Regions from separate parts of the Mus musculus genome. Here region 2 is linked to region 1. Evidence: chromatin loops called from intact Hi-C (ENCODE). Cell type or tissue: gastrocnemius. All regions are shown on one strand.

Region 1 (5,000 bases):
CAGAGGAAATATTTGAAATGTATAACACAACAGAAAGTCCTTCGTAGACTTCCAACTGAAGCTTAGTCTAACATTATGACTGCTTGGCAACAAATGTAAATCAATCAAGTCAGAAAACAAGCAAGCAAACAGACAGACAGAAAGACAGACAGACAGACAAACCCCTGAAAATCCAGGACGCTCCAGCTCCTACTGTTCCATTACCAAGCATAAGTACACACACTGCTCGCCACTATTCTTGATTGGTCTCAGCTCTCCTGGTTGCCAGGTCTCTTCCATGCTCATGCTGTCTCGGTGTGTCAACACCAGTTTTTCTGTTCGGTATTTTGTTTTGTTTTGTCTTGTTTTTCCTGGTGAGCATTTTAGCTCTGCGTGCGAATGTTCACTCTGGGCACTCAGGCACATGAAGGTCTGAATGAACAAACGAAAGCCCTTTCCGGATTCTGACAGTTTGTCCAGCACAAATAGAAGATGAAAGGCCTCTGGATTTCTTTTCTTTTTTTTTTCCCTGCTTCAGAGGAAATGCCTGCCCAGGACTATTCACTGTTTATAAAGTCTCAAGGATTTAGGTTTTGATTTTTCTTTCCTAAAGCTGAATGTTGTTTGAAAGAAAAATGTGAGAAGAAAGGCATAGATCTGTGTCTTTGGGCTGTGCTGCTGGGGTAAGGTACAATCTTCAGTTGGGTTCCACTCTTTCTACGCTGCTTCTGGAAAATATTTGATTCATGTTTTGCCTCATCAGTCTGTGCCAGGGGCATTGCTTACCGTGCCTTCTTTCCAATCTCTCGCTAAAACAAAGAGATATATTAAACTGACAAATGTCTGTGGATACATTTTTTAGTTTATGTGCTTTGATACAGAACAGCCCTACTTCTTGTCTTCACACCCTGCCTAACCACAGGAATGCTCACTGATCAGATTCTTCTTGGCTTAGCAAATATTTATCAAGGTCATTCTTTGGGTGAAGTAAGAGCAATCTTGCATAGCATGTGGATACCTGAACTTCTGAAGTTGAATGGGCACTCACTGTGCTTAGAAAGCAACGGCATGAAATACCAGTACTACAATCAACTTTCTCATCATATAGACAACATTTTGGGGGAAATAGATGGCCAATGGAGTGGCTATAGGCAATTTAATCAGAAATGAGAGAAAAGGTTCAAACTACTTAAGTGTAGAAACACCAAGGCTCTGTGGTTGCAAGGACGATTTTGATTGTTCATCTTAGGAAAATGGAAGCATGCAGGATGGAGAGTGGGTTTAGATGAGAAAGCCATGAGTTCAGCTTGGAATACTTTGACCTTAAATCCTTCCAAGAATCTGGACCTTGGTAGAAATGTTAGCTAATTGGTTATGGAGGGGGTTGGGGATATGGACTGGGAAATAGATTTGGGGGTCATTAGCACTTAGGTTAAAGTACAAAAGTCTTACAGGAGTAACAAAGTGGGATTTTGTGCATTTTGCACATGTCCATGGATTCTAATTTATGTTCTCAGTGAGAAGACTCTCAAGAATATATTTTTCCCCTTATGCAAATGAATGAGGACCTTGCAATCACATTGAAAAAAATCTTTATTCTAAAATTCTCATATTTTTCAATTTCCCAGTGGACCAGGTATTTTAAAGTTCAAAGTCATATACTTGTTTGATAAGACTTCTTTGTTTCTCCCTTTTTTTTACAATCCAAGAAAATGAACTTTGCCAAGATACTTAGTCGGCAATAAGCAAAGTCAAAGTCACACAACCAAGGTCAGGATTAGAAAGAAGTCGTTGAAAAGCACTCTACTTCATTTGACTGAAGATGGTAACGCTGTTTCTTTGTAGATTTTATTTTCACATTAACTCATAAAAATTCATGTTTTCGTGGGTCTTGAAACACCCTAGTACAAATATTGATAAAATGCTAATTAAATTGCCAACACATTTTTACAAGGATTTCTAAATTGCAAAGGAAAGGAAGGGGTATTTTTTTTTATAAATAAAGTCTATACAACTTCTTCACCTTACTCTAACGATATGAAAAGGATGGGCACTCTAACTAATCAATGTTATGATGATTATAGCGTTACGTGAGCAGAAACAGTTTGAAAGGGAAAGGGGATCTATGTTTAAATTCTCTTATTAGTTTATCTTAGAAACAATAAATAAATTTGAAAATAATTTCTATTAGTAGTGACAGTCACTGAAATTATACACTACAGACAATTTTTTCTTTACGAATATTTGCATGTTTTTTAGACTCAAAAATTAACTTCAAATTTTTAGAGATTAAAAAGTAGTTCCTTCCTTCCTTCCTTCCTTCCTTCCTTCCTTCCTTCCTTCCTTCCTTCCTTCCTTTTCTCCCTTCCTTCCTGTCTTTCCCACTCTCAGGATGATATAAGGAACATCTGCTCCCTCCAAAGAGGCAGAAATCCCACAGAATCTCAGTGACCTACTTCACAATGCTCTCTTAAACATGCTGAGCTAGCATAAGTGTTGTTATATAGATGTTCTATTTAAAGAATAACTTAAGATGCTCACTGTTCATTGATAATTAAATTGTACTAACAGTTTTTTCAAAGAAGATAAAAGTTTCTCCTTCAGGTTTTTGCAAGAGCCGAGACTTTATGACATACAGAGACACTTGGGAAAGCATAGGTGCTTTGCCCTCTCTAGGTCATGCGATGTATTTTTTATTACCTTGAATTAAGAATCAGCATTTGAATTCATGTCTTTTCTCTGAGGTTTGCTGCCCTCTAGTGACTGGCTTCCCCAGTTCAAGCCTATGTAATATGTAATTAATTAAATCATTATCCAAATTAAATAATTACAAAAAAATCAATATTTGCAGACTTGAAGCAGAGATATAAAACATTAGCTTTACTTAATCCCACTGTCTCCAGGTGTGAAATTTAGAATCATTCAACAGAACCAATGAAATTGTCAAAAAGAGAAACATGATTTCAAGTTATTGAAAGAGTCATGGGGGTATAATCTGGAATAGTATTTCAGGGATAGAATAAATAAGACACTTAATGTAGTCACAGTTTTCCCATATCTTTAAGCTCAGTTATACCATATTGAGTCTAACTATTACTAAAGAAAATAATTAAAAACAAGCTAAACTGTGATTATTCTTACATAGTTGTTAAAAATTTCAAAATAAATGGCATCAGAAATTAGGAATTCATCACACAAAGTCAAGTTGAGAAATTCTTATAAAATATGCCTATATGTCTGTGGATATACCTCCATGCCCATCGCTGTGTGTTTGTGTGTGTTCATAGGACAATGTGCTTCAGTGTTTCTATAACAAATAGAAAAATGCTGATATTGCTACTTCTGGTTCTATAAATCTTTTCCCTTATCCCATGGTTCATTTATTTTTATTAATAGTGCCTTTAAAACAGTATCATATTTTGATGGTAAAAATAGAAAAAAAAAACCCTTACAGATTATACAGTAGCACAGCACTCTCAGATGCATGGTAGATAGGCCTTCCAAGTATAAGCTATAAGTATAGTCCATATGAACCACAGTGGGGAGCATAAAGAAGGGAAGAAGAGTACAATTTAGGAAAGGGTTTCTTACCTCTGGTAAATGAGTGTCCATGACTGATGAATCAGTACACGAGAAATCAATGGAACAGAACAGTGTGTGCTTTTGTGACAGAGAGTGCGTTTGGACAGACTCAGGAGTGTGATTTTCACTTAGCTTTGCTTGGGATTGCAGCTTGGGCTTATAGACATGGAGTGCTCGGCTGGACAGCCACCACCCTATCATGAAAATTCATGGTCCAAGGTAAGATTTCAATCCCTGGAACTTTCCTAAAGGTGAGAAATAAAATTCCTCCTTGATTGTTCTGAATGGGAAGGTCTAGGACACAGCACTTATGGTACATTAGTGAATGCGGAGGCATGCATACATGGAATTCTTCAGAGTTTCATGTTGTTTTATTGTGCCTGCTATCACATTTTTCTGGTGATTTATGTGCATGGGCCTGACAGTTTAGGGACATGGGCTATCCCTGAATTCATGTATACAAAGATAATGCATGAAAAATTGGCAGTCATCACACATTCCTTTTTGAAACACATGCAACCAGCATTAGACTTTCCTCCCAAAATGGGCATTTCCTAGAGTTTTGGCCCATCTCTCCAACCATCTGTCTTTGCTTCAGAGGCGTTCTCTCTATGTGCCCCATTTTACAGGTTCTCCCTCCAGCTCTTCTTGCTTCTTCAGCTCCCCTTGGGTCTGAATTTCCAGTGGCTTCCTGGTCTATTGTCAAAATCAATACAATTGTAAAGTTCCTTATCACTGAGGGAGATCAAAGCACTCAAACGCCTGTGTAGTAAGCTAAGAGGTAGAGCCATAGATTAGCCAGTGCAATCTTACCGTATTTCAGGCTTCATGGAATAAGGCTTAGAAACCATGCCCTCTGCCCACTGGCCTGGACAGTGGGGTTTCTAGCACACCAGTTCCATGCCCCCCCCCCCATAAAATTCTGCTGTCTCTCCAATGTGATTGCTGCTGAGGTTTCTTCATTCACCACAGCATTCAATCATGAAGTCAATAAAATGACTTGGTCATTCTGCTGATCACAGTGGCATATGTCTTTAGTTCCAACCCTTGGGAGGCAGAGGCAGGATAGTCTCCTTGCATTACAAGCTCGCCTGATCTACAGAGTTGCATAACAGCCAGGGCTACACTGTGAGACTCTGGTCACAAGCAAACTAACACCCCAAAGCAACCCCCCCAAACCCAAAATGGCCATTTTGTCCTTGGCTATATGTTTTGCTTTGTAATAACCTCTCTTTTCTTTTTAAAACCGTTTTAATCAAGGCTATTTATAACCATGTTTTAAAATGTCAAGGATGTCTGTAAGACTTATAAGCAAAAATAGCAGACTTTCCCCGCATTTCTTTCTTTCTGTGCTTAAGAAGTGCTCCAAGATTTTCCAAAACATGTCTTCTGAGTTTCGTTCGCATCCCTGCATCTGGAACACCAGCATGCACTTTGTC
Region 2 (5,000 bases), 88 kb before region 1:
GACTTTATTATTATACGTATTTATAGTTAGCAGTATAAGTATAAATAATATGAATTTGTACTTTTCCCAACCTTCAGTCTGATTCTGGAGGAAAAAACATATCTTTTTCATTTGGAGGAAGGAGAAGTGAAGCAATTATTACCATCTTTCTATGTTTTTCCAGCCTGTGTGCTGGAAGCAACCTCCAATCTTAAGACCATTTGGTCCAGCTGTGAAAAGTAGACTCGTTGTCAACTGGAAGCCAACGTGAACAGCTGCCTCCTGAAACCCCTGAGAAGAAACTTGTTTCTCTGAGCTTTTTTAGCAGAAGATAAAAACCATGCTTCCTCTGGTGAGTTGATGTGTTTGTTTGGTCCCCTTGTTATACTGTTCTCTCCTCCATATCTGAGCATGAAGACTGAGCTTTACAATATGGTTTGAATAGGAAATGCCTCTCATAGGCTCATGATAGGAACACTTGGTTCTTAGTCGGTGACACTAATTTGGAGGAGCTGGTATCTTTAGGAGATCGAACTAGAAGAAGTAAGGCACTGGGGGGAAGGTCCATGGGAGCTATGTTATCCCTATGTGCCTCCTGTTTCACTCCTGGTTGCCCATGAATATTTCTTATCCATCCTGAGTTCCTTCTGTCATAATGCTCTACCAAAGTCTATAGGACCAACTAACAATAGACTGGACTCTCTGAAACTGCAAATTAAAAACAAGCCTTCTTTCTTTACAGGGTAGCTCTCAGGTATTTTGGTCAGTGGTAGAAGCTAATTCAGGTCTAAAACATGGGAATTGTTCTGGGGGAATTTCTATTTTTAAAGTTTGGTGCTAAGGATTGAGCCCAGGTCCTGATGCATGGTAGGCAAATGACCAACCATTGAGCTACACCCCTAGTCCTTCATCTGAGTGTTTTGTAACTGATCTGACATGAACCATGCCAGACAAATAAGACCTAATGAGAGGTCAAATTACTATTTAGTCACACCCAATAGGGTCAGAAAGCATTTATCTACTCATTTAATAAATCATTACAGTTTCTCATTTTACTGCAGAATTAATCTAAATTAGAGCAAATTAATCATTTGATCAGCTTTCAGTAGTGGTTCTGGGTAACCTTTCTGTCATTTTTTTCTTCTTTTCTGAAGATTATTGTATACCATAAAACTAGGGGCAAGAGAGGATTGTGGGAGCACTCACGTGACTCTTCTTACACTCTGTTGGGGAGTTGAGATAGCCCTTTCAGAGACCTCTTCCCTAGCAGCACAGGCAGCGTCACACTGACTTCCTGCCCTTTGATATTTGATGGGTTGGTTTTTACTGTTGCATGAGTGTCATGGTTACTTATTTGCTTTTCAGACTAGAGTTGGATTAACTAATCATTTACAAAATTATATGCTCTTAATGAAAAGTAGAAACATCGGGCTGGAGAGATGGCTCAGCAGTTAAGAGCACTGACTGTTCTTCCAGAGGTCCTGAGTTCAATTTCCAGCAACCACATGGTGGCTCACAACCATCTGTAATGGGATCTGATGTCCTCTTCTGGTGTCTGAAGAGAGCAATGGTGTACTCATATACATAAAATAAATAAATACATCTTTAAAAAATATAAATGGTAAGATCTGAAGTGTTTCACAAGCTGGAATGAACTGTGAGGACCTTAAGAGTGACTGGATAGGATCTGGCAATTTGCAATGAAGATCTCATTGAGGCAGATTCTGAAAGCTTGCTGCTTCCTCTGGTGCCTGTCTCTGCTGCACTGTGGCAGATACAGCCATTAAGGCAGTGGTTCCCAACACTGTGGTCTATCCGTCATTTCTGTACTTTCCCTCATTGGGGTGTTTTTCAGCTAGCTCTGACCTTGGAGTATACCTTACTCCTTTTGGATAGCTGTGCAGACAGCATCTGCTTCCGCAGTTGCCAGTGCCAAGGTTATCTGCCAAGAACAGAGCACAGGTTTCTCATCCAGTTGCAAGTAATTGACTCTTATAAAGGACTTCATGGGAATTAGAAGACCCTTTGCAGTTGAAAATTATGAAAAACATCTGCTGTATTTGTGGACAGGAAAGATGTTTATAAATTACATATTTGCCTTTTGCAAGTACGTGAATTCTCAACTTCACCTCTCCCCTCTCTCTGGTAGGTTTTGTAAAATTTCTGAATGATGGCTAGAGCAAAAACAGTCAGCATGTAGTTTAGTGACAGAAATAACTGTAGGACATGAGCAACATTTTTTTTTTTTCTCACAGCTTCATGTTAGTAACCTCATGTATATATGTGCAGTGTTACCCGACTATCATTATATGTGACTTGTTTCAGGAAGATAGATAAGGTGGTAGCCCATATCTGCTGCTGGAAAAGAAAAGATATGATTAGTGTGGGTAGCCATGCTTACAACTTCCCTTTGCACTTCCAACAGGGTCCACGTATGGCCACTCCCCTCACTAAGATCAAGTAGCTGAGGGAACTTGGGCATTTATTAACCAAGTTGTCTTATATTTATGGTCTTGGTGCATCTGTGAAAATATAATTGGAGGAAGGAACTACAGCATATTTCTGTTTTGTAGACAAGAAAATTGAGGAGGTTTTATAAAAGTTACCCTATCCAAGGACAGAGCTAGTCAATTACAATGCCTGTCCTTGAATAAAGGACGCCTAATTTTAGAGTTCTTATTTGAATGTTGTATTACATTATGTCACTGGGAAGGTTGAAAAAAGTGGAAATAAAACTATTATTTAGTGATTTCCAGAAAGATAATACATCTGTATTTTATTTTCTGTTAAAAATCCGAGTTGGGAGATCCAAGTTACTTCATAAAGATTGACTCTATTCTTCAGTATTAGTTGTCTAATCCTTCTCATCAAAATTCATATTTTCAAACATCCTTAAGAACTGTTTGGCTTCACAACTCGATCAAAACAGGATTGATTCAATTGCTTTGCCATTAATGGAACTAGACTTTGCTTCCACTGAATGGCTTATCCTTTTCACTGACTGTGGATACTCAGCTTAATGCAGTCAGTGATGCAGAGATTCATGCTCTAAAATGTTTCCCCATTGATTAAAAAAAAAGATGGAGGAAAATTAATCACAGTCCTCATAAAAATGCATTCCTGCAATTATGAAGCCATGGATGGTGCTTGGAATTTCTTATGGTACAGAAAATGAAAATGGGAAATAGGTTATATGCATTGCAGGGAGAAGGCGTAACTTCCAAAAAAGTCAATCTGAATTTTATTGCCAAGTTTCAAGGGCATGAAACATTATTTGATTAGGACGGTGATTCTTCTATGTGTAGCTGTCTGTTCAATATTCAGGGCGAGGCACCGACAGCTGCCCAAGCAAAGCCTTCAGTGGTTTCTGTGGGCAACTGAAACGCTGAAATGCGGGAGGGCTGCAGTGAGGAAGCAGAGCTGAGATGCTTAGGTAGCTCTCTGGGGCAAGGAAGATGCCGGGACCTTCTCTCATCAGTTTATTTACTAGCTAGGGCAGAGAGCAAATGCTTCCTACATTGTACTTGGCACCAGAGTGATAACAAAGGAGGCTTCCTTTGTTGCAGGCGGAATTGTGAACTGTTTCTTCTGCAGTGGTTATAATCAGGGACAGGGATGCAAATCAAAACAAACTGCCTCATGTGTATTTTGGAGAAATATAAATATCATATTGAATTGAGAAGTGCAACCAGGTGCGGTCCAACTGATACTTGGGGTTATCTGGCCTTGTCTTCAATAGGTTTAACTATAAGAAAAAATTAAGCCCTGTGGGTATTAGTGTTCCTGGCTGGCAGAGAGGGAAGATTGAATTGGTTTACCTCTATTAGTATCACATATATTATATTAATATTATATATTATATTTTGGTGGCCTCACAACACTTAGGATGGCAAATAGCTGCTGATTCAAGAAGGAGCTGATCAGTCTGATGTATGGACCCTTGGGACAATCAGGTAAACAAAAGAAAAGCGGGTCCAAACTTTTCACTGTGGTGAATAATGTGGAAATGGAATCAAAGAAGAAAGGGATCTATCTACCTTTCACATTTCCATGGGCAATGCTTGACCTGAAATTTTTCCTGGTCTGTATCAAGGATTTAGTTCTCAAGGTTATGGTTTCCAGTGTGAAACCAGAGACACAGACTGAGATATACAGACAGCCAGGTTGCAGAAGAAATGTGGTTTTAACTCTATGGCAGATGGCAAGTTAGAGTTATATGATTCTGGCTTCATAGAAAAGATCATTTTGTTTCTTCACAAAGACAGCTTAAAATGCACACTCTTAAGGCACTGATGTGATCCTGTTTGGAAATAGGATCTGAGTAGGTTCAATGTGCTTAAGAAGAGTCCCTTGGGTAGACATTAATCCTGTGTGACAGTGTTCTTTTGGGGGTCTGGAGATGGAGCCCAGTTGGTAGAGTGCTGGCCTAGCCTGAACAGTGTCCTGGCTTTGGTCTCCAGTGCCACAAAACACAGTTATGGTGATGAATGACTCTAATCTTAGGGTTCAGAAGGTGGAGGCAAGAGGATCCAGAGGTTCAAGGTCATCAGTCTGACAGCACAGTGAATTTGAGGCTATTCTGCCACTAGAGAGTTCATGTATGATTTGTATTAAAGCACCCGGGTTGCAGTATTTTACTATGGTAACCTAGGATACTAAAGCAGGTAGGAAACCTTTGCCCTGTTATTTTTCATAGACAATGGAGCAGGACATCTCTCCTGATAGAAGCAAACTCAGGAAGTCGACTAATTATTTCCTCCTCAAATTGAAGCAAATGATTTTGATGATACAGCTGTCTATGAGTTGTCTATGCTCATGAGAGTAATTCCTTACCCACACTCCCACAAATCACCCAAATAAACTCGTTGGTTCACTAAGCAATACTTGAAAAGACTTGTTTCTTTATTCTGTCATTGGTGCTTTATGTGGTGTGAATAACATTTGTTCACACCTTCCCAGGAAAAGCCTCATCACAATCGAATGTCAAATCTAAGGCTCATTTCTCTTTCTGTCTTCTCTCT

The links. A loop is a pair of places that touch in the nucleus more often than their neighbours do. Peaks named below come from ENCODE experiments on the same cell type or tissue, not always from the same donor. Only the 100,000 strongest peaks of a DNase experiment are listed, where the experiment ranks them.
Region 2: a loop joins it to region 1, with 2.3 times the contacts of the local background. A loop is called at or near these places in 9 of 42 quality-filtered maps.

What each region holds. Positions count from the first base shown.
Region 1 is chr3:80,056,228-80,061,227 of GRCm38, forward strand. No RefSeq gene overlaps it. Among named protein-coding and RNA genes, the nearest start is that of Gm36569, 170 kb to the left of the region's middle. In gastrocnemius, a CTCF peak has its summit at 2,737 (motif pointing left); a DNase peak (open chromatin) is centred at 2,729; H3K27ac peaks cover 563 bases.
Region 2 is chr3:79,968,403-79,973,402 of GRCm38, forward strand. No RefSeq gene overlaps it. Among named protein-coding and RNA genes, the nearest start is that of Gm36569, 84 kb to the left of the region's middle. In gastrocnemius, no CTCF peak of the experiment used is centred here; a DNase peak (open chromatin) is centred at 1,880; H3K27ac peaks cover 2,133 bases.